Regions from separate parts of the Mus musculus genome. Here regions 2, 3, 4, 5 and 6 are each linked to region 1. The links are chromatin loops, found by intact Hi-C in ENCODE. Cell type or tissue: heart. All regions are shown on one strand. Links, peaks and the distances in the headings refer to the core of each region. The heading gives the core; the rest is flanking DNA.

Region 1 (5,167 bases), core at 336-4,335:
TCAGGGTTGTGAACGGGGAAAGTTGGGAGTGTGGATGAAGACCATAAGACAGTTGAGTCCACCTGGATAATCCCAAAGGAGGAAGAAAGAGAAGGTTAAAGAAGGGAGGGAGAATGGTGTGAAATGACACCAAGCAGAGAGAAATAAAATGAGTGAAAGCAGGAGGAAGACATAAAGTACAAGTCATAAAAAGGAAAATGAAGTCATGTCAAAAGAGGAAATGTCACAAATAGTGAAGCAGATGGAGCAAAGAGAGGTCATTTATAACTCAGAAGCAGGCTTCTCTCCCCACTCCAGCACTCCCCAGGCCACACACACACACACACACACACACACACACACACACACGGAGCTGCCCGCAAGAAAGCACTTAACATATTATGCTGTGATTGACAGCTCTTTGCCACACTGGCAGTTCCTAGGAGGCCTTGGGCCACACCTTATTAGTATGCACAGCTCCAGCCAGAATCGTACCTGGAAGTCTGTAGATGCTCAAGAGGATGAATGAGCGAATGGACAAAAGCCATTTGTGCCACAAAGGGTTACTGAAGCAGCAGAGGCACTGGGCCTGAGAACAGGGAGGACTCAGCAAATCAGGGCCTAAGGAGTCACAGCAGTAAGTACCTGGCATCTGCAGCCCCCGTGCAATGAGAAGCCAGAGACGTTGCACTCTTCATAGAAATAAATGAGAACGACTCTGGCTCTGACTCTCGGCAGAGCCTCGATCTGTTCCTGGGCTGACCTCACCCTGCTGTTATGAGCCTGGAGGCTGGCTGCTTTGCAAAATCAGATGTGCTCTCTTTGTCCATGAGCTTACTCTGAATCCTTACAGAAACTCTTCCAATTGTCAAAACACTTGCTGTATGATCAATGTATTCTCTCTTCCGGACAGCTAAGGTTCCTGGAGACCACATTTGTCTTGGTCTAGAAAGAACAGCTGTTTGCCCGTGTTCTCATCCAATACTGTACCTTCCCCAGGGAGATTTGAGGGAGGAGGGGTTGTGCCTCAGGAATGAGATGTTCCTAGGACTCTGAGAGTACAGCAGGCCCCAAAAATCTGTGCTGGTGAGGAGGTAGGGGAGGAGCTGTTTATCCAAGCATGACACTCGAACCTTGTTGATGGGCCTGCCAACACAGACTCCCTGCTCTCTAGCTTTGCCCTCTAAATACCTAAGAGAAAAACAACTTCTCACACTCACATCTGTACATCCCCACTCCTGAGCCAAGTGGTCATGCAGCTTTTACCCATTATGCACAGATGACATGGCCCACTGGGGGCCACCACTGAGAAACAGAAGCTGCCATGCTGTTTGATTGCGTCTTCAAAAAGGCCATCTCTTCTGATGGTGTGGCCTACTTTCCCAGCGGGGACTCTTCTTCTCAGGGTGGGTTCCAAAAGTCAGCCTTAACTGGACTGAGCTCTGTTACTCCAGAGCCAGGGGGTGACCTCCACAGGGGCATCTCAGGTAGCGGATGGGACAGCAGCTGCTTTACCCATTAAGATATCCTGTTCTTGGCCTCCGCTTTCTCTCCCAGCAATCTGACTGCAGAGCTGGTCTGGGCACAGAAGCTGAGCCCTCTTCTGCAGTTTCCCGGTGACTCAAGCAGGGCTTCTAGGACTGGGGCTGCGGCCGCTCAACAGACCTCAGTTGGAAGAATGAGCACAAGGAAACAAGGCTCAGGCCAAAGACCTCCCTAGAGAAACCAGGTGGTGGGAGGAGAAGAGGCTGGGAAAGGAGGAAGTTCCAGCGCAGGAAAGGACTAGCTGTGCCAAATGGGTTACTGTGGAAGACTCCGGCTCCAGCTCGTGGGCGCCAGACCAACTCTAAGTGGCCATTTAGAAACGAGGAGAGTGAGAGCCATGGAGGTAACAAAGAACCCTGTACTGTGGCCAGAATGTTGTGGTTATGATAATAATTTAAAAAAAAAAGAGCGCTGTAGGGGTTCACATCACAGCCCCCCAAAACTCAGAGAAAGCAGGGCACTTGGATAACTCTTTTTCTCCAGTGTCTAAAGAATTTCAGAAATCCAGATCTTCCCAGCACCCAACTTTTAGTTCAACTAAATGTTCACAGGTCAATAGCTTCTTAAGATAGAAGATCTGGTAAAGACGCGAGGAAGACAGGGCTCTCTTTCCACATCTGGGTCCGTCTCTCTAGTCCCATCTTCATATCTTTCCAACCCTGCAGCTGGAATGCCCAAATGTTCTTGACAGCAAGGGCAGAGCAGGTGTCCTGCCCTCGAGGAAGGGTCTTCAGACTAGGACACGAGCACTCTTCCCTGCTCTTAGGATGCAGCTAGCTAGCTGGACAGGTCACCATCTACTAACAAGGATCTGAGAAAACTGAAAGGCAGTTTCGCGAGCTTAGTTCTAAGTGAAGCTCCAAACAAAATGGTTCCAGTTCCAAACAGGTGGCCTTCTTAGACTGCACGCTAGGAATCATACGGACAAGGCCCAACAGAAAAGGATGCAGCGAGAAGCGGCGATGGAGTGTATATGTAAGTCTGGCCTTTCATAGCAACTCACAAACTATTACAATGATCCCCTCCGTCTCAGTCCAGGATTCCCAGACCCAAGACAGAGAAAGAATGACATGTTGCCCACTAGAAATGCAGCAGGCACTGACCTTGAATCACCTTCCAGGACTCCATCCAGCAAAAGTTAGCCTGTTTGGAGATGTCAGAGAAAACTTAGCCACCCACAGAGGAAAAGGGAAGGAGTTCCCATTGCCACCATCTACAACACCATCCTCATAGCGCCTCCTATCGATCTTGAAGACAAACTGCAGCTCAGGGGCGGCAACTTCCTGGGTTCCAGCCCCTCAGCGCCTGATCCAGAAGGCGTTGATTGGCTGCATCAGGACAACACCTTCGGAAAAAGCAGGCTCTCCACCAACCTCCCCAGAAGCACATGAGATGGAGCTCTGCTGAGCCTAGGAGAGGACTCTGTATAGAACTTCCAACGCTAGAATTCGAAAGGAACCAATTTAAAGGGGGCATTGGGTGGCACAAAGGGGCTTTGGAGATCTAAACTCAATGATCCAAAAAAAAAAAAAAAAAAAAAAAAAAAATGGGGTTGCATCCAAAGAGGTGACAGATGAACTCACCTGTCTGGTGAAGAGGATGGCTGTGTCCCAGTACTCAGGGTGCTTATCGCTCACTTTGTTCAGCTTTTTCTGCCAGGCACAGAAGTTGCGCAGAGTCAGGGCCGCGTTGCCTGTGACCTTGGGCCCAGTGTCACGATCTCCTAAGAGTAGCACCTTGACCACCACGATGTTGATAGGGTTGAGGATGCTGGGGTGGCGGTAGAGTCGCGCCGCCGTGGCCAGCAGCGTCAGTAGATAATGTTCCAAATCCGCGCCGTGAAACTTGACCATTGACTCGTCCGCCACCACCAGTGTCTCCACGTACCGTGGTATAGACACGAAGCGCTTGGCGCGCCCAGACCTGCGGCGGTTGTGGCTCTCCCCCGCGCCCGTCCGCCGTGGCTTATAAGGGTCCAGAGCCCTCAGGATGGCGGGGTTCCAGCCCGAGGCCACCCCGCAACGAGAGGTGGGGTCTCCGGAAGGCCCTACAGGAGCACCCCGGCGCTGGAGAAGGTGTGCGCCCTGGCTGTGACGCTGCGCCTCTGGCGCGCTGGTGTTGGGCAGAGGGCTAATGACATACTCCGCACCTCGGTAGCCAAAGGCTCCGCGGAGACCCCCGCATAGGCTCACAGCAGCAAAGGAGTCTGGCTCCGCGTTCACATACCCGGAATAGAAGCAGCGTCGCAGGTCTAGAGAGCTGCCAGTGAGCCTCTGCAGCGGGACACCTAGATACTCAGTAGCAAAGGCGGGAGCCAGGAACTGGGCATCTGGCGTCAGGTGTAGATAAAAGTCCTGCTGAAAAGCTGTGATCTGAAAAATGAGACCCTGATCCCCGGAGTCCTCCGTACCCCTCCTGTAGTAGTGGCGGCCATTGATGTCCGGGTCCCGTCGGATTGGAACGACCACCTCCCACTCTGGCTCGGAGCTGCCAGCAGGTCGCCAGGCGAGAGCCAGGATTGAGATGCCCAGTAGAAGCATGGCGCCGGGCCGCGCACAGACGCGCTCTGGGATGGGACTTAGCCCGGCTCCCACGGCAAGCACTGTCCCCTTGTAGCCCACACACCAACGCCCGGGACAATGGGCAGTTCCCAGAAAGGACAGCCAACCAAGTCCGCGAGACTCCTCCCAGAGCAGCGAGCGTGCACAGGGCAGCCCGCGCCTCCTACCTGTTCCTCCCTGAGCAAAGCGCGCTCTGGGAGCTTTAGTACGGTCGCTGTCAAGTGCACAGCCGAAAATTTGCCGTGGAGAAGTGACGCGAGGTGGCGGGCTGCTTCGCGAACCGCAGCCGCTAGCGGTGCAGCAAACTAGGCGCTGGGCGAGCCTATTAAAGGCCCCCTCCTCTTTGGACTGCCCAGTCAGCGCCCCTCCCCTAACTCCCCTCCCAGCCTCCCAGAGCTCGCTGCCTGGAGCCTCCAGGGGCCACTGGAGAACTCGGTCCCGCCTCCTGAGCAAGAGCCACTTGGCGGGGAGGGAGTGGCGTTATGCCGAGGCAGGAGGCGTGGGCTGACCTAAGAAACGAACGCTGGAGCCTATTCACGTTTTTTGCGCTAGGTACCCCAGTGCGGAGATGCATCAGTTACTACTGCCTGGGTGGACATCTGTGAGCTCTCTGGGTCTTAGCCTTCCCAAGGCAGCTGGGTCCAGGAGTCTGGAACCAAGACAGCACTGACCTCTTTTTCCAGGCCCACCTCTTTCCTCCAGTTGCAACAACCCCCACCCTGCTTCTTAACCATCAAGTCTCCAAAAGGACCTCAAACCGAGGAGGGCCCTTTAAAGGTCCTAGTGTTGGGAGAACAACCTCCGAGAAACACAGCCAGCCCTTCTTGAACCCAGACCCCACACAGGCTGCCCTGTGGGGTTAGCACTGTGTTGGATGGGCTAGACAGACTGCCAGGTTTCAGTAATTCTGCCAGGCAGATGTTAAATGCAGCCATTATTTAAAACTAAATTACATAAGCTTATAATTAAATAAGTTATATTTTAAAATAAAGATGATAAACTCTCAAAACTCCATCTCTTCCTAATTATCTGATGGCTGCCTCTGGTCTTGAGCCACTGAGACCCTCAACCCTTCCCCCTCC
Region 2 (5,167 bases), core at 766-4,765, 350 kb before region 1:
ACTTCCATACCTTTCCTTTTCTCCCATGGACTCACCCTACTCCCTGTTATCTGTCCTCTTTTTCTTTAATTGTTCACACCTGCATAAGTGCGTGCACACAAATGCACACATGCACGTTCCTAAATTCATACATAAAATGGTCTCAGTCTAGGTTCAATAGCCAGTAAAAGGAATGAGCACAACTATTTACTATGTGTCAATCTCCTAAAACTCTTTAGTTAGATTATCTTAGTAATTCTTCGCTTAGCATTAGCACCTTTCAGGTGCTATCTGACTCTTCTTTTACAGATAAAGAAATAGTGCTAAGGAGACCCCCTAATTGGCTAGTGGTTATGGAAATCCATCTGAGCCAGAGCCTGCATTCCTCAACATGTCCAGAAAAAAATGTGTTGTGACTCACATGGTGCCAAAGTCAGTGATCTCTGTCTTCAGTTAAGGGTAGGGAGTGAGTGCAGTCAAGTTGATCGAGGGGAGACTTGGGGGATTGTCAGCTCATTAGCAGTTGATATTGCTTTGTGGCTTTGTGATCATGTGGATAATTCCTTCCTGAGGAGGATGAAGAGAAGGATGAGGGATGGATCCCATGATCCTATGGGAACAGGAATGGGTGGGTTTGGTATCATGTGGCCAGGTGTCTACTTCATCTAGGATTACAGTGGCTGAATTTTTATTAAGTGAAACTAATTTTTTTTTTTAAAAAAAAATTAAATCTCCTATAGGTGGAACAACAATATGAACTAACCAGTACCCGGGAGCTCTTGTCTTTAGCTGCATATGTATCAAAAGATGGCCTAGTCGGCCATCACTGCAAAGAGAGGCCCATTGGACTTGCAAACTTTATATGCCCCAGTACAGGGGAACGCCAGGGCCAAAAGGGGGGAGTGAAAAAAAATTCCCACTGTAACTATTCTACCTCACACACAAAAAAAAAAAAAAAAAAAAAAAAAATTAAATCTTGGATGGATGAACTGAAGTAGCCTGAACACTTTTGTTGTGGACAAACAAAGGAATCAAGGCAGGTCCATTTGCCAAAATCGGGAGTGCAACATTTATTCTTTCTAAAATAAAGGCAATCTGCCTTATGGATTTCCCAGCTCAAGTGAAAGAAGGGTTCACTGCTCAGAAGGCAGGAACTAAGGGTGAGGCCATTCTCAAATACTTTTAGCTTAGTTTTCTTCTCTGTAAAAATAAGCTGCCGGATTATCTCTAAAGTCTAGTTAGTGACAACATTCAATGACGCTAACACGTTTATTGCAAAGAATAGACATTCAAGTTACTCTTCTTCCCAGGGCACAAGCTCTGCCTCTACCTCTTATTGGCCTGTACTGTCTGCAAAAGCCTGAAGCAGAATCTACCGTCTTCCTTGAATGGCGAATGGTCCTCTTTGAATGGAGAGCATCGATAGTTATAAGGTGCTTCTGAGAGCTTGTCTGCTTAGAAAGAGTTCCATCCTGGCACAAAGAAACCTTAGGCAAACACTGTGTGGGTGGGCACTTTGATAAGAGCGGGGTCATCTTGGAGAAATGAGTGCTAGAAACAAATCCACTTTTAAATATGTGAAGTCTACCATACTACCACGAATCTCCACTGCCTCCCTTGTTGTGCTTTGTAAAAACAAACAAACAAACAAACAAAACCACAACAAGGTATGATATAGAGGGGAGGGGGAGCCTTAGTGGGCCCATGCTGAGGCATCCCCCTGAGATATAAGCCATACCACAGGCCTAGTATAAAAGGAAGTTTATCTAGGACCTGGGAAGGGGGTCTACAGAAGAGAGCAGAGGCAGAGAAAGAAAGGGGACAGAAAAGAACAGAAAGAGAGAAAGAGGGAAAGAGACCTGCTGGGGAACATGTGGGAAGAGAGAGATGGGGAGAGGGATGAGGGAGGGAGAGAGAGGGAGAGAGAGAGAAGAGGGGGAGGGAAGGAGAGAGGGAGGGAGGGATGGGAGGAGACAGGGAGAGAGGGAAAGAATGAGAGAGGGAGAGAGAGAGAGGGAGAGGGAGAAAAAAGGCCAAACAGTCCTTTTATATCAAGCCAGGCTAGTACCTGGACTTGTGTGCTGCTAGGTAACTTGGGTGGAGCTGGAGGAAATGCTAACATCCATCCTTGGTATGCCTCCTCAAGAGGCATTGCCTGCCACTTCCACAATTCACTAAACTTGTTCAGCCTGATCCAGCTCCACCCTGCATCCTGAAGTTCCCAAGGCTTTGCTGAACAAGCCCCTTTCTTTTTCTCACACTTCAGTTGCATGGTGGGGGACTCCCAGGATTGAATGTTCTGTGTCTGCCATTTCTCTACAGCTTGGCTATTCCCTGCTGTTATCTTTGGCTCCGTTGCTATGGGCGGGAATATGTTTGGTCCTGGCTTAATAACTGCTTGGCTGCCAGAGGCACTCATTTCTCATTGTATTGGTGGGGGGATTAGTGGAGATGTTTGGGGGATGTTTCCTGTATTAAGCAGCAGGGGAGAGCTTACTGGACTTGGGCCCTCCTTAGCCATAGCATCACACTTTTCCTGCTTTCACCCTTGGAATGTGCTAAGGGCAGTTACTTGCATCCAGGGCTGCTACTCCTCCCTCAAACCTGGCAGATCTGTGCCCTTTTCCAGGTGCCTTTGTATAAACACTTCTTGGAGATACTGCAAGGACACTCAAGCAATCATCTTGGATTATAACTTTTAAAAAATCATTTAAAAATAAATAAAACACTCGGTGATCAACAGTGTTTTGAGAAGCTGGCAAGGGGGCTCTACAAGCCTGATGATCCAGGTTTGGTCCCCATTTTCCAGAGTGGGAGGAGAGAACCAATTACCAAATTTATACTCTGACTACTACACATAAATTGTTCCATACATGCTGTGGTGCGCGCGCACGCATGCACGCACACACACACTCACACACATCCCACACACAAACACACACATCCCATGCACAATAATAGTAAAACTTCTTTCAAAGAATATGAAAAAAATGCTGTACTGCATGACCAAACCTCCCAACCTTCTTCCAACCTTCTCAACCTCTGCTTCAGCACTCTATTTCCTATTTTGAATTTTTTGACAATCAGCTTCCTACTCTTCTTTTGAGCCACCATTCACCTGACCCACAATGACCTTGTGATTCATAACCCCTGTTACCTTAGACTCCTGGGATACAATTGCAGCTCTTCTTGAAACTGGTTATGGGTTCTTAGTGCCCTTGGTTTTTGGTACCCTCGTATCTGCCTAGGGCAATTATCAATGGGTTGAGGAAAGCTATTCAGAAAAGTTAGCAAAGGAGGGCAAACTTCTAAGAAGTTTGGGTTCTTGATTGAATTCAGATAAAATAAATAAATAAATGAAAGCTGCAACTGGCTGAAAGTCATTTCTAAGAGTTTGGTGGCTTTGCCATGAAAGTGACAACCTGGAATAGGAGTCTCCCCGGTCTAGATCTTGAGGCCACTGCTTCAAAGCTCTGGGGACTTGGGTGAATCACTTTTAACTCTGTTTCCCATAATTTTCTCAGCTGTGATTTGGAGGCAATTCTAACTCATGAAGTTGTTGGAAGTATTCACAAGAAAGCCTTGTAAGCTACAGACACTAAGATGTGACTGTATTCGAGAACATTTATAAGCTGTAAAGAACTGCTCAAGCGAACACAGCCATTTTCTGTGCTGGAAATCTAAGAAAAATATGAAGTACTTCAAGAACTATTTTCTCCTGGCAATGACAACTTAGCCTTCTGTTCAGGATGGCTTGGATCCCCTTCCTATGTTGAAAGATTCTCACAGTAAAAGGCACAGTCCACTTCCCACCTGTCCATGTCTGGGGTATGGTGCTCAGACCTCTGTCATTTAAAGAAAGAACAAATGCACTATGGACAGAGGGAGATGCATGTTGCCGGATGGCGGACAGCCCAGCATGTTTGGTTTCGGGGTGTAGCAGTAGTTTCAGATCCACTAGGGGAACCCACCGTTTGCTCTGGTTGGTGTGGCTCTGTGAGTACCAGGTAGTAGTGATAGCTTTGCTCTCTAGACACTTTGGGGAATCATTTCTGACTACCTTATCTCTTAGCCTGGCGTTGTAGACAACTCAGAGATTCTGGAGCTATGTCAATTATGGAAAATTGACAACATACAGAGTATCAAAGGGAACGGCATAATGAAGCCCTGGGTACCCATCATCACCCAGGTCAACAGTTTCAACACAAGGCCTGTAATTTCATCTGCTTTTGTACTTCCTCTCACATCTCACTTTGGTTTTGTTTGTTTCAGATAAAATCTTTTAAAGGAAATCTGAGACATATTATTTTACTTAGAATCTCAATGTATATTTCTAATCAGTAAGGGCAGATTTTTCTCCGTCAACACGACCAGCATAAAACCATCATGCCTTGTTCCATCCAAGGTAATGTACAGTAATGCCAACAGCAGCAAGAAATTCTCCCCCTGCTTCCCTCCCTAAGCTATGCTTTCTCAGCAAAGCCTTTCTGTGGTGTTTGTTGTCACCTGTGACAAAAGTCAGCATCACAGGGGGCCCCAGGCAGGAAAGTGCCAATAATGCAAAGCCTCCCCCCTGTAAAGTGCTAAGAAACACATTCCCTTTCTTTTCCTCCTCTTTCTTTTCCTCACCTTGAATGGAAACCTGAGAACAGGGGATAAAGAGCTACATGGGAGTCTGCATTCCACCCTACTCCAGCTTCTGAGGGCTTTGTCCCTGGCCAGCGCCCAGGCCCAGGAGGTGCATTTCTTTCCTGAGGAGTATGCAGAAATAACATTCAGCAAATATGTCTACTCCCTAAGTCCAAATTTTCCCACCTGACACATCCTAACATGTGCTCTTGAAACAACACAGAAGGAAGCCTGTTTTGTCCAGTTGTTTATAATCCTTGGCTAGTCTAACTTTATCAGCAGTAAGCTTGCTGATCCCTTCCTTTGTTGAACTTTACAATTGGTCTCCATTGTTCTATACTCAGTGAAGAGGGAGGAGAGGGAACTATTGTTTATAAGCTGGCAACTCTAACACTATTTAAATGAATCCAACAGTCACCAGCATAAGCCAGAGATACTGCTAAGGGTCAATGTCACAAAGCATACAGCAACATTCTTACACCAAGGAGCCTCTGACGGGATGATAGTCGTTGTAAAACAAAGTTAACTCCACAGAATACTAAGAGTACAAAGTCCATCT
Region 3 (5,167 bases), core at 556-4,555, 190 kb before region 1:
TTTCTTATATACTTTATGAGGTTAGAGGAAGGGGAATTTTCAGGTAAAAAGCACAAATGAGTTCGAAGTCTGAAAAACAGACTTTTGACTAAATCCTAAGTGTCGAGCAGGAATAGCAAAATCTAGAAACAGGATAAAAGAAGATTATGTAGACAAACACTTGAGACCTTATCTGTTCCAAGAGAGAAAATTCAACTTGTTTTAAAACAAACTGATAACATGATCACACTCTGAGTAGCCCATTCTTGTGAGATCTAACCTACTTCCTGGAGATGAGTATCAATCTCTATCAGAGGTGTGGCAGGCAATGTCCTAGTCATTCCTCATAGCACTATCTTTGTGTCTAGTAGGTTTGCTTATTTGCAGGTTTGTTTATTATGAAAAAATACACTAGACATAAAATGTATCATTTTAATTATTTTCAAATGTGCAATTCCAGTAATATTAAGTATATTCACTTTGCTATACCGCCTTTGTAAGTTTCAAAGTCTACATCACTGGTAGAAGTGGGACCCCGTGGTGGTACCATCATTCCCACCCACACCCACACTCAGGCTCTCTCAGAGAACTTCTGGCACTTTTCTTTCTGCATAACACAGAGTGGTTTGAACACAGAAGTAAATAAAGCCCAGGCTTCTCTGCCCCAGACTTTCATCTAGTGTCTAGTTTGTGTGAAACTTGACATCTTTCACCTGCTTCTGACACATACTTCCCAGGCTATGCCTTAAACAGGCCCCGCTTAGCTGACATCTGCCTTTCTGACCTGCCTGGCTCTGCAGGGCATCTGGGATCTGGAAGAAAGGGTGTTGTCAGGATGCTGTTCCTGGCACAGAAAAGTAGGTCTGCTGCCTAACATAGCATGGGCCGAGGTGGGGTTCCTAGTTCCTTTCCCAAGGCCTTTGCTAACGCTCTGTGGGGTTCTTTAGGAAGTTACTCTGTGCTTCACTGTCAGGAACAAGAATAACAGATCCAGTTTCTATATAGTTCCTTGCTGGTGATTCATATGACCCCGAACATTTTAGGTCTTCCAGATGCAAAGTAAGAACGGTTAACTCTATTTTAGGAAAATGGTCCGGATTTTGGTTGATGATAGCTCATGTTGGCATCATTTTCAATAGATGCCAGCCAATATGCTTGATGATCTGGGCCAGATTATCAATAAATAGATCTTAGAAACATTTGCCAGGCACAGTGCTTGCAAAGTTCCTAAAGAGCCTGATAAACAGGAATCCTCTCCGGCCAAATGTATTTCTTAATGTGACCTAAGTCTCTATCACGGGAAGCTGGGCAAGCCTTTGCAACTGGCCTAGCAAGCCCTTTTAGCGTATTTACTTAAGATCAACATCTAGAGAAGAACCCACAGGCACCCCTCCTATGTTCTCTCCCCATGATGGCAAGCCCTCATGCAGGTCTTCTTTCATATGTCCCCTGCAATGGCAGGAAGAGGCCGTGAAGAGACCATAGAGAGGAAGTCAAGGAGACAGGGACCATCAAGAATAGAGGGTCGGTCTTCCCCCTCTCCCTCTCACCTATCCTCACTCTGTCAGAAAACAACCTCCTTCAGAGATGCCACCCTTCTGTTCTGAGTTTGTGGCCAAGACTCCTAAATCTCTGGTCATGAGAATACCTGGAGGCATCTGGGATGAAATCAAGTTCTCCTCATATATTTAAGGAAGGGGCCTCGGGAATATATGCATGGCTTTCTCCTATGAGTAGTTTCCTAGTACTGTGTTATCATTACAGCTAAAAATACTCAACCATCAAACAACAATCAACCCCCAACATATTCTTTGGGTGTATTAATGGAACACAGAACAGCAAAGAGATCTCTTCCTCCCTATGGCTGATCACATCTGTAATAATTCTTGCTTCTCGGGTTTCACCATTCTCAGGTATTATCATTCAAGAGAAGTATTGATACATAAAGAATCTTCCCTAGCTATGATTACTGTTGCTATGATAAAACAAAATGACCAAAAGCAAGGAGGAGAGGAAAGGATTTATTTGGCTTGTATTTCCACATCATAGGCCATCACTGAAGAAAGTCAGAGCAGGAACTCAAGCAGAACAGGAACCTGAGGCAGGAGCTGATGCAGAAGCCATGGAGGATGCTACTTACTGGCTTGCTCATCATGACCTACTCAGCCTACTTTCTCATAGAACCCAGGACCTCCAGAGCTGGAATGGCACCACCCACAATGGGCTGCTCCCCCGGCTCCCTATCAATCATTAATTAAGAAAATGCCTTACAGCTGGATCTTATGGATGTCTCAATTCCTCAGTAGAGATTCTCTCCTTTCAGATGACTCTAGCTCATGTCAAGTTGACATAAAACTAGCTTGCATAGAATCTTTGAAAAAACAAGGCCTGTGGCTTCAGTAAAGAAAATTGTTACTGCCTTGGAATGGATAATTAGGCAAAAGTCATGAAAGATGCCTTCAAATTCTCAGAGACTTGTCACATGAAGCAAAACAGGAATGAGGTTAATGGGTAGATACTCCAGTCCTGTATTACTAAAAATCCTCCAGCAGAATGGTCTGAGAAGTGGACTGGGTATGTTTCATGGCTCTGGGGCCATTTAAACAGCCACTAGATGACAGCCTGGCATTAAACACTGTAAATTCCAGCACTGAGAAGTAGTTCAAGAAAATGATATCTAAGCACTATATATCGTTTAGTTTTCTAGTCTTACAGATAAAACAGCACCCAGAGCAGGAATCCGTTTCTGCAGAGTGATAGCCCTCAGAAAACACAGCTGCTTGGAATTCCCCATTCGAGTAGGGTGAATAGAAATGGGAAGACAGACTGGGTTGGAGCTCTTAACAGGGGAGAGAAGAGGCTAACGGAAGGGAAAGAGATCACAAGGCATGTACATATAAGACAATTCCCAAGAGTTGGGAGTGGGGTTGATGGCCTCTAGAGGGGCTTTATGAGGAAAGCTCCCCAATAAAATGAAAAGACAAACCTCATTGAGGAATTTATAGCTCATAAACAAAAGCCTGGGAACCTAACTGTGGGGCATAGGGCTAACCCTGGAAAGTAGGCCTGCTTTTATCAACTACCCCAAGTCCCCAGGCACTTTCTCACCTTTAATTAACAAGGAGATGAAGTAGACACCGAGAAACTCCCTGTAGTTCAGCCCCTAGGAAGAATCCCTTCTCACCTGATGTCTTCTGTATCCAGCAACAGAATGGAAACAAAACAGAAATGCAGGCACTGACCAACACAAAAATTCAAGGCGCTAATGATAGCCAAGGCGCTGATGATGACGACTGTGATAAGCCAAGAGCAGAGACACAGGAATCCCAATCCTGAGCCTGACTTTTCTTTGTGCTGCCCCTGTCAGTGGGCCAACCTAAGCATCTTAACTTACCAAAGTAAACTCTCCATTCTCCATCAAACATCAGAACGGAACCACAACTCAGCCCCTTCTTTGATGATAATAAGCCACTCCCTGCACGTGCCCCAGGTCTTACTCTACAGTTTGGGAAGAGATGGCACAATACACTCACTTCATGAATTTATGACTTAAAATTGAAAAACAAGAGGTGGGGTGTGTATAGTGAAATTCTGGAGTTGGACTGCCAGAGTTTGAAATCTACTGCCGTCTTTTGCTGAAGACTAACTGGGCAAAGTATTTGACTTTTCTAGACCCCCCCAACTTCTTCATCTACAAAAGAATAAATTTTATAGTACCTAACTCAATGTGGTGCCAGATATGCAGATGTGTGCTTTGGGAAACTAACAACATTCCCATAAAGCTTTCATACCCTACTTTGGTTAACTCTTTTGACTACATAGCTTACAAAATCAGTACTGAATGCATGGCATTTCCCTGCCACAAGGTCAAAATAAGGCTGCTACTAAGTGCTGGATGAGATGAAACTGTCCTTCTATCCTATAAGATGGAGCCAGGCTAGCTCTAGACCATGAAGGAGACCACAGAAGGAGAAGTGGTCTCACCTAATATACAATAGTGCTGACGGCCTGAAAGATCAGTAAGTGACCTTGCCTTGGAAGGTAAATCCTAAATTGATTTTAGAGTTAATATCTGTAATCCCAATACTCAGGAGACATAGGCAGGAGGACTGTCACAAGTTCAAGGCTAATTTCAAATACATATTAAGTTCCAGGCTAGCCTGGGGTATATAGTAATATCCTATCTCAATTTTAAAAGTAATGAAGTGTAAAAGTCTGCCTGATTCACACAGGACCTGTTTATTTTCTTAGGCTTGGTCTTCTAGATTTACCAGGGACTCTGAGACAAGATCATTTAGTCATTAAGTTAGCCTTTACTGATGACCTAGAGGCAGACACCACACACATGGGCAAACAAACACAGGCAAGGTCAGAGAGGAGAGACAGAGTGCATAAAGAGCCTAAGAAATACTGTGAAAAGCAGAAAGACAGTAGTTGTGCTCAGCAGCCAGCCCAATACTGTCTCTTCTTTGTATTCTGAGAGGCTCCCTCAAGCTTCAGCCTCCATCCTCCTCAGAACCCTTTTCCTAGGAAAGTAACTTCTGTTCACTTAGAAACCAAATCCATGTTGCACATGTGACAGCCAGCATCTACAGTACCATATACTACAAGAGGCAAAATTTCCCATCATAGACTTGATTTTTTGATGCTGTATAGTATCACGCCTGCATATGATGCATTGTTATTACATTTACCTCGCGTCCCTCTCTTGTCCCATTCAAGCCAAGTCTTTTCTTCTGTCATGTAGGCCCTGCTTCTGTCTCTCTGTCTTCAGACTTGGTATGGTTAATCACAGCTGCTGTGCGTTCATAATTGTATCAGCCATGCTATATCCAGACTAGAGTACCCAACTACACTCTTCCTCGTCCTTTGGTACCCATAGATCTCTGCCCCTTCTCCTTGATATTCCATAGAAAGGGTAACATAGATGAGCCACTTGAAGCCACCCAGTAGCCAAATATTCTTCAGGATTCATCCAGTTATGGATTCCCATTTGACCATTGCCCACTGCCAAAAGAGGCTTCTTTGACAAAGGCTGAGAGTTGCACCCACTCCCTGAGTATGAGCCCAAGTTCAAACCAGATAAAAGCCCAGCATGGAGAAGGAGAAGTGGACAAAAAGTCCTACCTTTAACCAAGAAACTATTTGCTACCTGCTGCGGTAGAGGAACTCTGTTTCCTTCAATGGA
Region 4 (5,167 bases), core at 506-4,505, 440 kb before region 1:
TCAAAGCCCAACACTGATTCCTGGATGTGGTCTCATGCCCCAGCTCTACCCAGTTTCCTTCTCGTCTTCAAGCACACCAAGCACCCCCCTGAATCAGTCCCCTGCTTGGAATGATCTTCCCTGGATGTCCAATGGCTCATTCTTCACTATTCTTTCTGTCTCACCACTGCCTTCTCAGAGACCACTGTCCTGACTATGCTATCTGAAAAACAGCATGCATCCTTTGTAACTGTAATGCTGATCTGCCTAATTTTCCTTCATAATACTAACCAGCAGTGGATTTGCATGATAGCATTTTATATTGATGTATACTAGATCATGCTACATTTGGCAAAATTTTAAATTGAAAATTAAAAATTGTGGTTTTGGGGGGCAACGCATTACATTATGGTACATATGAATTAGGAACTGGACAAATTATAGTTATATATGTGTGTGTGTGTGTGTATATATGTAAGTATATATATATATATATATACATATACATATATATCTGTATATGTGTATGTATGTGTATATAGTATATATATATATAATTGTCATTACTACCTTTGTAATGAGAACAGTTAAAATTTATACTCCGTGTAATTTTCAAATGTATCATATGCTTTTATTTCTGAGGTCACCGTGCGATGTGGTTGATCCTGTAAAGTTATGTGAAATTCAGTGTCGTGAGGCCGACATCTCCTGAATCCTCCAACCCCTTAGCCTCTAGAAAACATCATCTACTCTGCCTCTGTGGTCTGATTTTTTAAAAACAATACTTCCTTTTAAAAGCTAAAATGGTAACGGTCTTTTAAAACAGACCAACTCCTGAAAGGGAGGAAAATGGAAAGACCTGCTTGGAGAATCGTTGTCTTCCAAATCAACAGTAATCCCTCCCTATTGGATGATCTGAAGTAGCAATCTCTCTGGCCATATTTTGACTTTCCAGTGTGTTTGCAATAGAATAAATTTCACTATAAACAAGATTAAATTAAATAAGAAAATAATGGCAACAGGATAAAACATTGCCCTCTCTGCTTTCCCAGATGTTTTGAGAAGAATTCTGGAAAGGAAACCACTGTATTTATTTGCACCGTTGTCCCTGCAGTCGTCCAGGGCTGAACAAATACTGCCGGGATTCTGTTCCCCCATTCTTCCTTACCTCTCTGTTAGGCCGGACCCTGCAGGACTGTGTGCATTTGGAATAAAAAGTAAAGCCAAGCATATGGTCAAAACGAAGCTGTGCTTATATCCATAGGTCTCCATTTGGTCTCCCTGGGGACCTATGAGATACTAATGGGGGCCTTGTAGGTAGCAGGACCCTAGGGAGGGAAGCCCAAGGATGACTGACTCGGCTGCACTGTCTACAGCCATCTTAAAGTGTTTCCGTTGTTTTCAATTCCCCCAGAGGGGTCTAGAGAAGTCCTACAAAGGCAAAAGCCTTCTCTTCCAGCAGGCCTTCAAGGGTAACTGCCTAGTACTTTCCTGGGAAGATTGTGTTTGACAGCAATGAAAACCAACAGTTTAACAGCAGTAATTTCTTGGCAGGACAGATTGGTATGAGACTTGTCCCCAAACAAAATAAGCCTTTCAGGGAAGTATATTTCAAGCCTAGCTCACGTTCCCAAGACACTGAGATTCTTATATGGCTGACACAGGAGCCGAGGCTGAGCCCCAGCCAGGGACAGCTAATTATTGCCAATAACACAGAGGGCCCATCAGTTCAAACAGGGAACTGAACACTCCATGGAACGCCTCCTGGGGAAAGGCCGGCTCCTCTGCACTGGTCTTGTTGATGGCTCCAGGATGGGACAGAACAATATCCCCTTCTCTTTTCCTCTACCTTGCCTCTATCTCAGCTCCTTCCCACCATCTTCCATAAATCCTTTCTCTCCATCAACATCATTTCCACTGCTATATTTGTCACCAGAGAATATAAGATCTCATGTGGGTCTGGAAACTCGCCATAGCTATACCTCTGACCCTCTGCACCTAAGTTGTTGCAAAGCCTTAATTTCTAGGCTTTCCTCTACACTAGCCAACAAAATCAGACACCTCGTGGGAGGTTCTCCAGCCACCTCTCTCTGCGCCTCATCATCCACAAGTCCACAAGAGGGCACACAAGAGCACTCAAGAGCACCACCGCTGTGGCACTAAGACCAGAAGGTGGCGCTGTTGCCTTAGTCATGGAGTAAGACCCAGCAGTAACAGCTAGCCTGAAGTCAGAGCTTTTGTGTGTGGGGAGCCATGGGAAAGTGAAGCTAGGAGGTGCTGTAACTTCCCAGACTAAGGTCACCAACTACCCCGGGAAGCAACAACAAGTCCCAATCTCTTTGTATGAAAAGAAGAGATCCAAACAGAGTCTTTTTGAGGAGGCCCAGCTCTCTTGGGCTCATATTCTGCCTGTGAGAGGAGACTGAAATTGGGATCCCTTCCATCCCTTTTCTACACAGCGTCCTCTGCTTTCTCTGCATCCAGCATAAATCTGTAGTGTCAGGTAGCCGGAAGTCCGGAATAGAGAAGACTAAAGTCCTGTTTGGTGAACTTATCCTGGATACAATGGTGAGGATACTGGAAGCCTGGGATGAGGAGTCACAGTGTCAGGTCACCCCTGGCACTTAGGAGAAAGACCTCAACGGTGCATCGGAGAGCTGCAGAGGGCAGAGTCAGACAGTACAGGCTTCCTTGGGAAGGATTTAGGAAGGGCTTCTTAGACATGGGTATGAGGAGATGGACAGCACCGGAGGTGGTTTCTAGCGTGAAAGATCACAGCTAAGGAATGAGTTGGAGACCAAGAACCAGCAGGTCAGGGCAGCAAGTGGTGTGCGGACTTCCCTGACAGACTTCCTCCTCAATAAGCTTCGTACAATTACAAATAGCAACAATGTCCCTAGTACATGCATGCATCCATTTGCAAGTATGCAAATGATCTTCTTGTGCAGACATGTAAGTAACTCACAAGATTATAGGAGACCTGAATAGGACACTGTAGCTGTGTCTCCCTTGAGCTGTGGTTAACCTTGACCTGATGTCAACTCTAGGATCTCTTCTCTCCTCCTCCTCTGACTTCCCTCCCCTCCCCTTCCTTTTCTTTTTCCACTCTTCTCTTCCTTCCCCTGCCAAGAAATACAACAAAGATTACATGATATCAATTTGTTACTATCCAGAATTAAAGCTCTGTCATCTGCTGACTCAGTCAGATCAATACGCACATCTCTTATTACAAGATGAATAGTCACCATCAGTGAAGAAGGCACATGCTATCATTCACTCATCTTAGGCTTCAATTTTATGGAGGAGACGCTGAGATCTGCTGAGTCTAGATGGCTTCCTAAAGTCAGTGGTGAGAGTCGGTGGGATGGTTTGTATAATAGTGGAGTGGCACTATTATAAGGTGTGGCCCTGTAAGAGTAGGTGCGTCACTATGGGTGTAGGCTTAAGACCCTCACCCTAGCCACCTGGACATCAGCCTCCCACTAGCAGCCTTCAGATGAAGATGTAGAACTCTAGATGCTGCCATGTTCCCTCATTGATAATAATGGACTGAACCTCTGAAACTGTTTAAATGTTTTTCTTCTAAGAGTTGACTTGGTCATGGTGTCTGTTCACAGTGGTAAAACCCTAACTAAGACAGACGGTGTTGGTTCCCATCCAAGCTGTCACACCCAATGTCATGCTGCCCTGCTACACACGATGTGCCCCAGACTGGTTCACTCAGGAGCTTGCCACCTTGATGGGGAGGGGAAGCTGGCTATCGCTAGCAGCCAGCACATTCTGTGCAACACACCATGCTGCATGACCCACGGATGTAGAGACAAGAAGCCACATCCACATGCTGCTATAGAATCATTAAGTGATTGGTGTCCCTTTCCTTTATAAGCCCCACTGCCATGTCAGGGTGAGCATTGAGTGGTTGTCCTCACAGATGTGGCAGACATTGTGCTATCAGGACTAATGTGACAGAAAAACAAAATCTCATCCTAAGAGTTCCAGAAACTGCTGGTCAAGGTCAACGTGCTGGGGGTTAGCATCTGCTAAAGACCATTTCCCTGTGAATAGTCTTCTTGCCAGGTCCTCATGTGGCAAAGGGGACAAACAAACTCTCTCCTGCCTCTTCTATGAGGGCACCAATCCCAATCTTGAGGGCCCCACCCTCATGATCTAATCTCCTTCCAAAGGCCCCACCTACCAAAACCATCACCCTGAGGGTCTTAAATATCACCACGTAAATTTGAGGAAGACACAAGTATTAAGTTCACAGTGTGGGAAGGTTCACAGTACCGCTTTGCAGGGTCACTTACTGAGGCACTATGGCATCTATGACAGTGTGGCAGGGAGGGTCATCTAGGAGCATGTATGAGTTGGCACACCCAGAGTTAAAGTGGCTTCTTTCCCAAATGTTTGCTCTCCACACAAAGAGGCCTGTAATTTCATTCTTGGGAGTTTCTGTGGCAAAGATCCCTTGCCAGTGTGTTGAAGTTTATGGAGAGAATGTTTTTAATCAGTGAAGTGTATCGAAGTGGTGCACAAAGTTCCAGGAAAGAACAAAACCCACCAGTGAGGCAGAGACCTCTCAAAGAGACAAAGAATCCCGCGCTTAGCTTCACTGGGAAGAAGAGAAACGCAATAAGCAAACTGTGCTGGGGCAGATCATGAGGAATATCATGGAACAAATAGCCAGTAGTCCACAGGGTCACATGTGCACTCGCTTTGGATTTCCTCAAAGAATTTGGTAGGGAGAAGAGCCTAGGACCTTTCTTTCAATTGATAGTGGTGCTGAATTAGAGAGAGGCAGTGCCCACTCTGACAGGAGTAGCTAACATCCAAATGGACTTACAGGATGTCAAGTTCTGGCTTCGGTGCTCTTGCTAGTAAACTCTCCAAGATTGCTTTAACTGTGAAATTTTCACCCATGTTTATACCCTTGTAGATGGAGACATAGGTGCTTCAAACTAAAATAACTTGCATATCTCGGTAAGGAAGGGACAAGACAGCGACTCAAACCCAGGCCACCTCATTCCCCAGCACATCCACATAGACCCTTTGCTATATTGCCAGGTCCAAAGATCACGGTGAATCGACAAGAGAACAAGGGCCAATCCCCAATGTCTCATCTCCTAATCTTCCCACCATTCTACTCTTACTAAAACTCAAGCTCCACAAAAGCCAACATATTCATCTT
Region 5 (5,167 bases), core at 426-4,425, 76 kb before region 1:
TAGAAATCATTTTTTTCTTCAACAAAACCAATTTGTTTTATTTTAAGGCACCATCTCTCAGATAGCCCTGGATGGTCTAAAACTCAGTATGGGATCAAGGTTGGCCTCAAACTCATGATATTAATCCTCTTACCTTGGCCTCCTAAGAGCTAAAATTATAAGCATGTACAACCACTCCTAGCAATATAACTATTTTTTAAATCCAAATGAAAAGGGTGGTCTTGATGTGTGCCTTAGTTTCCATTGCTGCAATGAGATACCATGACCAAGGCAACTCTTATAAAGGACAACATTTAATTGGGTCTGGCTTACAGGTTCAGAGGTTCAGTCCATTATCATCATTGCGGGATGCATGGCAGTGTCTAGGCAGACATGGTGCTGGAGGAAGCAAGAGAAGACTGGCTCCCACGTGGCTAAGAGGAGGGTCTCTCAGTCCACCTCCACAGTGACTCACTTCCTCCAACAAAGCCACACCTCCCAATAGTGCCATTCCCTGGGCCAAACATATTCAAATCACCACAATATCATTGAATATTTAAACTTGAGCCCTGATCATTGAAAGGATATGACAAGTGATTTTCTAAAGGAGGAAAAGTTGAGAAGGTCACACCATGTGGCCCCCTTTTCCCGAACTAATTCACAGCCTCTGTGCACAATACACAGGCTAAGAAGAGAATGACAGAACTTGCTCAGAGGAAGTAACGTTGATGACAGGCATTTGTGGCTATTTTTATGCATAGAAATGATGGCCAATTGTCAGGAAGGGATTGATTAAGAGAAATTATGGCTCTATAGATAATGAGCTGGAGGCATGGCTTAGCTGGAAGAATGCTTGGCTAGCACGGGTGAAGCCTGGGGTTCCATCCCCAATACCAAATACACTGGGTGTAACGATGTATGCTGGTAATCCCAGCACTCGGGAGGTAGCAGAAGGAAGGTTAGAAGTTCTTCTCTCATATAGCGACTTCAGTGCCAACCTGGGATGCACAGAGCCTGTACTCCCCTCCCCACCAAAAGATTTAAAAAACAAACAAACAAACAAACAAACAAACAAACAAAAACAGAAGAAACTAAGATGGTGTCTCTAAAAGTAATCAAGAAAAGTTCTGAGTCCTCAGGCCTTGGAACTGCTGGGAGGCAAAAGGTGGCCACTTTTGAGTAGCAAAATCTCTAGGATAGCCAAGCTGGCAAGTCAAGGGATGTGTGAGCAATTGCCACTGGAGCTGCTCAGCATTCAAGTGTTTAAGTGGAGGGAGAAACCCCAGATATGCTGAATGCTAGGAGTCTCAAGTCAGAAACAAATGGTGCACACAGTTTCTCTTCCCTTCCTCCTTGGCAGCTCCAGGAAGGTGTGTGTGGTCTGAGCATGGACAACCAGTGGCTTCCACATAGCATTTCAGCCCTAAGCAGAAGCACTAAGGCTCAGACAGGAGGTGGTTGTAACATTTACAGAACCAGTTGCAAGCCAGCCATTCTGCAAAGCTGAGCATGGAATGAGGAGGGAGGGGGTTCAGCCAAGCTCTTCGAGCCTTTGTCTGTAGATTTGGGGGAGACGTAGAGATGCTCCAAGTGCCTGCATTTATAAGAGATGCTTAGCAAGCTGGGTGAATGGTCAAGTTGGCTGGGAAAGAGGAAGCTTCAGAGGAAAGAGCAGGAAAGGGCCAGGCAAGCTGAGTGTGGTTTCCCTGCAAGAAGAGACTTGAGGTCAGGCTAGGGAAGAAATGAGAAGTTTGGGGGGGGGCTTGAATTGTCCTGGGAATCATCACAAAATCCCAAGAGCTGTTGGGCTTGCTATTCTCATTCTACCAAAGGGAAGACCAAGACCAAATATGTTAAAGAGCTCATCTAAGGACCTGCCAAAGACAGGTAGTGTTCCCAAACCCAGGTCTGTTCCATTGCTGAGCCTGGATCCTTCCCCACCCCAAAATGGTAAACTTCTGTTTTGTAGAACTGTCCTCTAGGTCCTCCCAACAGCACAAATCTCTGGGACTATATACAAAAGCTTGCCCCTGCTAAAAAAAAAAAAAAAAAAAAAAACATGGGACAGATGCAATAAACAAAATCTAGACTCAGGGAAAACGCAGCTTGCAGTTCCTGAAGGGACTTCTATCACCTAGTCTAACCTGCACAGTTAGGAATCCTGAGGCAGAAAAAGAACTCACATGTAACAGTCCAAAATCCAGGAGGAAGGACTCAATTAACTCTATGGTGGGTTACAATCTTGGTACTCTTCGAAAAGTACAACATTTAGACAATGTCACTGTGGATGGGCTAAGAGTCTTGGCCTCAATATACAGCCAGATATGGTCTGGCCCCAGATGTTGGTCTCTTTTAAACACATCAACAGCTTTCAAAAAGGACAGCATGTCTCAACTAAGCCTAACACAACCCATCTACGACTTGCTGGCCTGTTTATTTGTTCTGCGCATCTGTTTGGCTACAGAAAGATGGCTAGACCTGGGAGAACAGCATTCCTTGCCTGCAAGCCTTCTCATCAGCTGGACAGATGGGCCAGTTAGCAGGGCTCACAGGAGGAGGGATGTTAAACAAGACCCAGATAGCAGCTGACCCAGGCCATCGGACTCCACGTGCCGAGGTTGAGCAACAGCGCAGACAGCTCCTCCACCTCCGTCTCACCATGCCTGTGCTGACCCTGCTGGCAAGGAGCTGATGGCTGGGGTGGTATCACTGCTGGGAAATAGACTGGTTCCAACCCCCCTCCCTCTCCCTGGTGGACTGACTCCCTCCCTCCCTCCCTCCCGGTGCTGGCTACATCTGCACTGCTGTCATCATGAGGAGAGACTGGAGCCTGGAATACAGTCAGCTGATAGGAGCCGTGCACATGTTTGGGACCTTGACCCTGCCTTCCTTGGTGTGAGATGAGAGAGCTTGGGCTGCACTGACCTGCTCTTGACTGGCCAAAAATGAGGTGCCTTCTCTCTCTCACACTCTTGCCACGGACAGTTCTGAAGCCTCCTTCGGAACACCTGCATCCCAGCACACCCACACACAGATGCAGTCCAACCTGGGAGCTCTAGTCTTTGCAACCTGATTCCTCCTCTGGGAAGGCTCTCTTGGATCCCAGGAGCAAAGTTAAATGCCCTTATCGCTAATCTCCTCTGGTACCTTGGATTCACCTCTATGGATAGATTTAGTAAGAGAAAACCATTAAGGAAGCCTGCCTGAGTTCCAGTCATACCACTTGCTTGCAGGAGTTCCTGCAAGGAATATTTAATCTGGTAAGGGAGAGTGGCAAAGTGCTTCAAGTTCACCCACAGTACAAAGTGCTTGCAGGCGAGAGTCATGCACTACAATTAAGGTCTCATTCCATGGCAAACAACATGTGCAGTGGTGATCCTAGAAGTCTGCACAAGCTTCTCCATTGCCTAGTAACATTGTAGCCATTGTGATCTCATATGGAAACCAATTACTCACATATATGTGGTGATGTTAGTGTAAACAAACCAACGGTATTGCTAGTGTGTAGGTCCCGGAGAATACAGTTCTATCGCTTGTTTGTTTGTGTGTAGATTGTGCTTTCAACTGTTGCTTTAGGGTGTACTCCATTTTGTAAAAACTAATTTAAGTTTACTGAAAACAGAGTATAGCATGACAACAGCAGCCTCATACGTCTCGTGTTTGTTGTGTCTTTTGATGGCCTTGAGGCCTCGTGGAGTAATGAGTCTATATCTCTTAGGCATTTGTGGTACTCAGATCACAGCACAATTGCTTAACGATGTACTTCTCAGAGTCCATCCCAGTTAATAATGTATGAGTTGGTCTGTGTAGGGAAATAGCCATTTTTATATCTAGGTGATAGATCAATAGGTAGACCTAGATCTGTCTTTGTGAAAATCCCAGTAACAACACACACACACACACACACACACACACACACACACACACCTCTCCAAATATATCAACCTTGCATGCATATTTACAATTGACATTCTCAAGCATTAGTTATCACATCACCATCTGTTTATTTATATGCATTCTCCGTCGGGCTATGACTATTTTACATATCCCTTAAGTCAAGGCCTAGAACTCAGTGAGTGCTCAAAACTAAAACAAATACCAAACTGCTGTGCTGCCCCGTCCAGCATGGATACTATCAACTGAGGCAGAAAAGCCCAACTCACCCCCCCACTCCTCCCCAGTCTTTTGAATTTCCCAGAAGAATCTCAAATGGAACGTTCCAGGAGAGGCCTGGCTTTAATTTTAATAGATGAAGAGAGCCAAGTGCTCGGGAAATGCTTTATCCTGGCTTTCAAATCCTTTTCTCCTTATTCCCCAAAGACTCGGGCATCCACCTCCCTCTCTAGCCCCTCCCGTCTACACCCCTGCTGGCCTGGGCCCCGCCCCAGGCAGCCCTTTTTCCCATGCAATTTGTGACACTACTGTCCACTCCCAGAGACACAGAGGAAATCAGTCACCTCAGAGACCAGGCAGACTGGTGCCCTTCCCACAGCCATCAGACGGTCCCTTCAACACCAACCAGCCTTGCTGGAAGCAACCCAAGAGCCTCCAACGCCCAGTGACTCCAAACCAGAGCCTCCTGGGGGCTTCAAGGCCAGAAGGACCACACACAGGATGTGCACACCCCATCTGTGGCCTCCTTCCCACCCAGACCCCACACAGACACCCACACAGCCATACCTCACACACCATTCTGCTATACACAACAGCCCCTCTCAGGGTATCTGCTTCTTCCACCCCTAGGCGACTATTGAGTACACAGCACACTTAACACTCCCAGAGTCCTCCAAGCCTTCTGTCTGATCCAAGCATGGTCAAACTTTTTGACTACAGGAGAACAGAGGTGCAGGGGCCTAAAGGAAGAATATCAACTTCAGGCTGCATAATTTCAGAAAAAAAAAGGAGGGAGATTCAGACCCAAGCTAAATGTCAGCGCCCATCCATTTGAAGCCCTTTTCTAATTGTAAGATATCAGTACCCAGCATGGTGCTCACTCCTATAATACCAGCACTCAGGGACTGGGGATAAGAGAGGAGGATGGTGAGTTTGAGTCCAACGTGGGTATATAGAGATTTAGGCAAGTTAGGAGACAGAGTAAGATCATGGATGTGGGTAAGATGTGGGGAAGGAAGGGGAGAGAGGGGGAAAGGGAGAAAAGGGAAGGGGAGGAGAGGGGGAGGTGAGAGGA
Region 6 (5,167 bases), core at 562-4,561, 360 kb before region 1:
TGAATCTATCTGCAAATAGCTTTTACTAATATAGGCATCTTTACAATGTCAGTTCTATTAGTCAGAAGAGGAAGTTCTTCCACTTTCTACTGTCTTCAGTTTATTTTTTTTTTCAGCATCTTAACTGAGTTAAGGATGTTTGGGAGGCACCATATAGGCACTGAGAATCAAACTCAGACCCTCTTCAAGAGCAAGAAGTGCTCTAAACTGCTAAGCCATCTATTTATTCTATCTCAGTGTTTAGGAATCCTTTAGTTTCACTAGAACTTCTAAATTGGTATACATGAACTATTGTAGTCTGTGTTTGCCTTTAAATGTCTCCTGTTATCTATCAATTTAAATAGATAGCTTTGCTAGATGTAGCTATCGTGGTTGGCAGTTATTTACTTTTGGAATATTTCCTTTAATGCTTCCCTGCCTTAAGGTCTTTGTTGAGGTCTGATGTGATTGCTTGTGTGGTTGATGCTGCTTCCTGACAGATCTTACTATGACTTCTTTGGTTTGTACTTTGTAAGTTGACTATAATATGTCACAGAGGTCTTCTCTGACTACGTAGATTCGGGGTTCTCAGTATTGCCTGTGCTTATACAACCATTTCATTTTCTACAGTCAAGAAATTTCCAGCTACAATTTTATCAGATAGATTTTCAACTTCTTTTGCCCATGGGTCATTAGTCTTAGTCTCCCAATCTCACAATTCTCAGAAGGTGTAGATGGGTCATGTTCTGTCTTCAATACTGATATCTGAATATAGTATTTCCTCAAGCATAGCCTGCAGCCCTGATGTTCTTTAGTCTCCTTCATCTAGGTTATTGGTGATGTTTTCTGCTATGGCTTTTATTTGATCATTTAAGCTTCTCTTTTCTAAAATTTCCATTTTTTAAAAAAAAAATTCTATTCTCTCGTTGATTTCATGCTAATAGCATTCTCATGCATGTTCTTGACATACTTCTCTAGGTCCTAAATTAATCACCTTACTTTATTGATCTGTATCTCTTGGAAGTCACTACTTGTTTTCTAAATTGAACCCTTTGAAATTTAGATATTTAATATGAATAGTTCTGAGTACAAAGATGATGGGAACATTATTGCCAACTCAAACCCTTTGTTGTATCTGTCTTTATATACAATTTACCTTTAAAATATAGGTCATGTTTGGGCAATAATATGGAGGTACCCAACCACACTTGCCATATTTATATCGCTACTCCTGAGGCACAGGGAACATGTTGGAAGGGGGAGCAGAAAGATTCAAAGAGCCAGAGCTTCTGTTGGGATCTCTTTCTATTTTATTCTCAAGTCTTCTTACTGAGCAGGGGCTCAGTCCCTGGAGCCAACCAGACAGGAGGCAGGAGATAACCCACTACTACATTAGCAGCAACACCAAACCAAACAAGATATAGAAATGCCAACCACTATGCCACTAATTACCACTGAAAAGAAAACAGAAGAAAGAGTAGAGTGAAATATGAAGTTGAAAATTACTGAAGGTAAAAGTAGATATAGTGATACTTAAGTAAAAGTATATCAGAGAGATGCTTGGTAAGTGGAGTGCTTGCCATGCAAGTATGAAGATATGTTTGGACTCCAGAACTCACATAAAAAGAAAAAGCAGCCAAAAGTGGATGTGCACATCCTTAACTCCACCATAGAGCAGGGGTGCAGGTGGATCTCCGGAGTTTGCTAGCCAACTAATACTAGCAAATTAGTGTCCATAACTACAAACTACAGGCAGACGGAAGGCACAGTGGTGGAGAATTCAAATTTGGAATTACTATCAGTTAATTTAATCCAAGAAGTGCTTTATTCTCATCCCTTGATGTGACATCAGCACATTTTAGGTTTTTCTGCACATCCTGGTTGCTTTTTGTCAACTTGACACAAACCTATACACATGTGAGGAGAGGACATCTTATTTGAAAAAAAAAATGGCTGTATAAGATTGGCCTGTGAGTAAACAAGAAGGGTATTTTATTGATTGATAGTTGCTGTAGGAGGATTCCAGCCACTGTGGTTAATGCCACTCTTGGGCAGATGGTCCTGAGGTATAAAAGAAAGCTGGATGAGCAAGCCCTGGAGAGCAAACCAGTCAGCAGCACTCCTCCAAGGTCTCTGCTTCAGTTCTTACTGCGAGATTACTGCCTTGAGTTCCTGCCCTGACTTCTCTCAGTGATGGAGTGCAACCCGTGAGTTTATAAATTGCAATAAACCTTTTCTTACTCAAGTTGCTTTTGGCCACGGTGTTTTATCACAGTACTGGGAAACCTAAATAAGACATTGAGGCTATTTTTAATGTGTTAACTGATGGGGGTAAGCAAAGAATAAATAACCCTCTTCTGCCGGGCAGTAGATGGTGCCACCAGACAGAAAACCTGGTAAAGTCAAGCAGTGGATTCAGGAACCCAGCAATTCTCATAATTGAGAACGGTAGGCATTTAAATCTACTCCCGGCCAGCTTCCTGTCCTGGAGCACAAGACCATGACACCCCATTAAGAGGACTGTGACAATCAGTCATGGAGGGTCAACACCTGAAGACCTTCCACATGCAGATGAGGCATCCTTAACACCTCAGGCCAAGCCAATAGAAGGCATCTGCTTCTTGATCCCATCTCACCCCCAAATGTTTATAAGGTCCTATCAACAAAAATTAAAGTGTGCAAGTTAAAGATTATGTGGGAGTGTCTGTCTTACTGAGTTGAAACACTCCAGGGAAGAGTGTTCTTTCCCAAAGCTTTGGCCAGTGGACCTTGACCTGGCCCAACAAGCTGGGTGTGCCACAGCCACTTCCTGGTCGGTGGCCCCAACCTTGGCCCCTAGCTGCCTGCTGCATCTCGCTGCCTGTCACCGACTCTGCGGCAACAGCAGCCAAGGAGGAGGCCCAGCAGCCCGCCTTGCCTGGCTTCCCCTTAGAGAACTGTAACTCTTGAGCCTCTTCGATCGGACCAGAGCCCCACGGATCTCCCATACAGTGCCCAGCATGCAGACCAGCACTTTTCTACCCATGCTGAGGGCCCAGAGGAAAGCTCTATGGAGCAGAGTTAGCTGATGGAGAGGTTGTGAGGACACTGGAAGCCTCATTACTAATAAGAATGCAAAACGATAGACACTCTGATAGTTTGGTAATTTTTTTATGCAATTAAACATATACCTTTATGGTTCAGCCATTTCACTCTTGGGCATTTTCTGTAAAGCAGCACATCTCAATTGGAAGTGATTTTGCCTCACAAGACTATTTTTGGAAACGTTTTTCTTTGTCACAAAGTGGTAAGAGAATGCAACTTAGTGTATGGTGAGTGGAGGCCAATGATGTCATCAACCATCCCTGATGCACAGGAGATTCCTTCCCTGCATCAAGGAATTACTCAATTACTCAACCACAAATGACCACGGAGTAAGGGTAAAAGTCACTCTCCTGAGAAGTGAAGACACCTGCACCGTATAAAATCTGTGCAATAATGCTTAGAGCAACTCTATTTAGAGTTGTCAAAAATTGCAGTTATCCCTAATGCCCTTCAGTGTGTGGATGGAAAATACCATGTATTTAAACATTACTCAGAAATAAGGAACACACACTAATATACTCAACAACTCAAATGAATCTCAATTACAGTGAATGAAAGAAGCTGTCTCATAAAATTACATACTGTGTCCTTCTCTCCATCCCTATGACATTCTAAATGCTTTTAATAGCCTCTGGTAGAGCACTCCACTATGACATCATTCAATACAGAGCTTAGCAAAAGGATCTGCCCCTACTTATGGTAATAGGGGTGAGTGGATTTGAGGGATGGTGCTATTTTTATTTTCTGCTCTATATTTTTCACACTTTTTTAGACATTGGAAAGCTAGTTCTGTAACATTGTCAAAACGGTCTCACAGCAGTGGCTCTGGGGAGCAGATGAAAGTGTCATTCCCCCATGTTCTGGAGGAATCAGATCCAGTTCTACCTTGGTGGCAGTGCAGTGCCCAGCCCACAAGCTCCCAGCAGCTGTGAGCAAAGCGTCAACAGAAGAAAACTTGGCAGTAGAGGCCAAAGGCTTTGCATTACCTCTCTCTGCTACCTAGAAAGCTCTGCTCATAGGTAAAGAATGTGGCAGGCTGCCCTTAGAGGAAGTGCACCACCCCAACCTTCATGCAACCTAGAATTTGCTGAGTGTGTCTAAGAAAAACAGTTACATTTTCCTGGAAGGCATTAGACTTCTCTCATTTGAAATGTAATCATCTGAGATTCTCAAGGGAGTCTAATGATGTGTTATAAGACAGGCCACAGCATCCAGGGCACACATAGGAACAGGCCTTTCCTAGACTCTGGGAAAGGTTTAACATAGGAGATAGTCATTGGTATTCCCAAAACATCACAGAGAGATACATTGGATTCTAAGTAGACTTGGAAAGTGGCGCCAAAGGTAGCAATACAATAGCTCAGTCATAGGCTTCAGTGAATATTAACTTAGTCTTTCAATAAATATTGCCAAAACTAAAAGCTTGGTTTTAATCAAGAAGAAGAGGAAGAAGAAGAGGAAGAAGAAGAAGAAGAAGAAGAAGAAGAAGAAGAAGAAGAAGAAGAAGAAGAAGAAGAAGAAGAAGAAGAAGAAGAAGAAGAAGAAGAAAACAACAACAATGGCAACAACAGCAACAACCCACACAAGAAACCCTCATTGAGTCTGATGAGTGATCTATCTCCATAGGGATCAAATTTCTCCTCTTCTTTATTCCAACACATATGAGATGGGCTGCAAGTCAGCTCTGGGATTCTGAAGATGGAAAACACATGACCCCAGTGCTGTTTAGGGATCTGAGTGATTTTGGATAAGAATGTCCTATGTCCCCAGGTCCATGTTGCCAGTGACAGAAAGCTGGCCAGCGTCTTAACATTTCTGCCAATGGTGAGGCAGCACAATTATGTTCTTCCTTGGTATCAGGGTAATTCATATGCAATAGGGAGCAGGGTTGGTCTTAAGTAAGATAGGCTGTATGGTATTTAATGTAGCCCTGGAGACAAGAGAGCTGGCATTATGTTCTCTTTTACATGCAAGAAACCAACAGAAGAACATGCCAAGTTTCTCTGCAAGGTTGGAATGAGAAGAGCCTTCGAATGGATAATTAATTGCATTGTATTAGAATTAGATGGAAAAGAAGGCTGTGCCTGAGGGGACATGGATAGCA

Evidence for each region. Peaks named below come from ENCODE experiments on the same cell type or tissue, not always from the same donor. Only the 100,000 strongest peaks of a DNase experiment are listed, where the experiment ranks them.
Region 2: a loop joins it to region 1, with 2.5 times the contacts of the local background. A loop is called at or near these places in 13 of 42 quality-filtered maps.
Region 3: a loop joins it to region 1, with 2.9 times the contacts of the local background. A loop is called at or near these places in 8 of 42 quality-filtered maps.
Region 4: a loop joins it to region 1, with 2.7 times the contacts of the local background. A loop is called at or near these places in 22 of 42 quality-filtered maps.
Region 5: it touches region 1 in a loop (4-fold over the local background); 6 of 42 quality-filtered maps call a loop at or near these places.
Region 6: a loop joins it to region 1, with 4 times the contacts of the local background. A loop is called at or near these places in 21 of 42 quality-filtered maps.

Annotation. Positions count from the first base shown.
Region 1 is chr9:30,918,174-30,923,340 of GRCm38, forward strand. Adamts15 (a disintegrin-like and metallopeptidase (reprolysin type) with thrombospondin type 1 motif, 15) reads right to left here and starts at 4,279. Exons shown (of 8, transcript NM_001024139.1): 1 at 3,108-4,279. The coding sequence starts at 4,064. In heart, for the core only: a CTCF peak has its summit at 2,773; DNase peaks (open chromatin) are centred at 1,088, 1,698, 2,788, 4,108 and 1 weaker place; H3K4me3 peaks cover 1,934 bases; H3K27ac peaks cover 1,259 bases.
Region 2 is chr9:30,568,862-30,574,028 of GRCm38, forward strand. No RefSeq gene overlaps it. Among named protein-coding and RNA genes, the nearest start is that of Snx19, 140 kb to the left of the region's middle. In heart, for the core only: no CTCF peak of the experiment used is centred there; a DNase peak (open chromatin) is centred at 2,350.
Region 3 is chr9:30,732,265-30,737,431 of GRCm38, forward strand. All of the region lies in intron 1 of Gm31013 (a long non-coding RNA gene), which reads right to left. Among named protein-coding and RNA genes, the nearest start is that of Gm31013, 47 kb to the right of the region's middle. In heart, for the core only: a CTCF peak has its summit at 2,582 (motif pointing right); no DNase peak of the experiment used is centred there.
Region 4 is chr9:30,478,541-30,483,707 of GRCm38, forward strand. No RefSeq gene overlaps it. Among named protein-coding and RNA genes, the nearest start is that of Snx19, 54 kb to the left of the region's middle. In heart, for the core only: a CTCF peak has its summit at 2,134 (motif pointing right); a DNase peak (open chromatin) is centred at 2,221; H3K27ac peaks cover 246 bases.
Region 5 is chr9:30,841,673-30,846,839 of GRCm38, forward strand. No RefSeq gene overlaps it. Among named protein-coding and RNA genes, the nearest start is that of Gm31140, 36 kb to the right of the region's middle. In heart, for the core only: a CTCF peak has its summit at 2,693; DNase peaks (open chromatin) are centred at 2,589 and 4,419; H3K27ac peaks cover 1,212 bases.
Region 6 is chr9:30,561,252-30,566,418 of GRCm38, forward strand. No RefSeq gene overlaps it. Among named protein-coding and RNA genes, the nearest start is that of Snx19, 140 kb to the left of the region's middle. In heart, for the core only: a CTCF peak has its summit at 2,345 (motif pointing right); no DNase peak of the experiment used is centred there.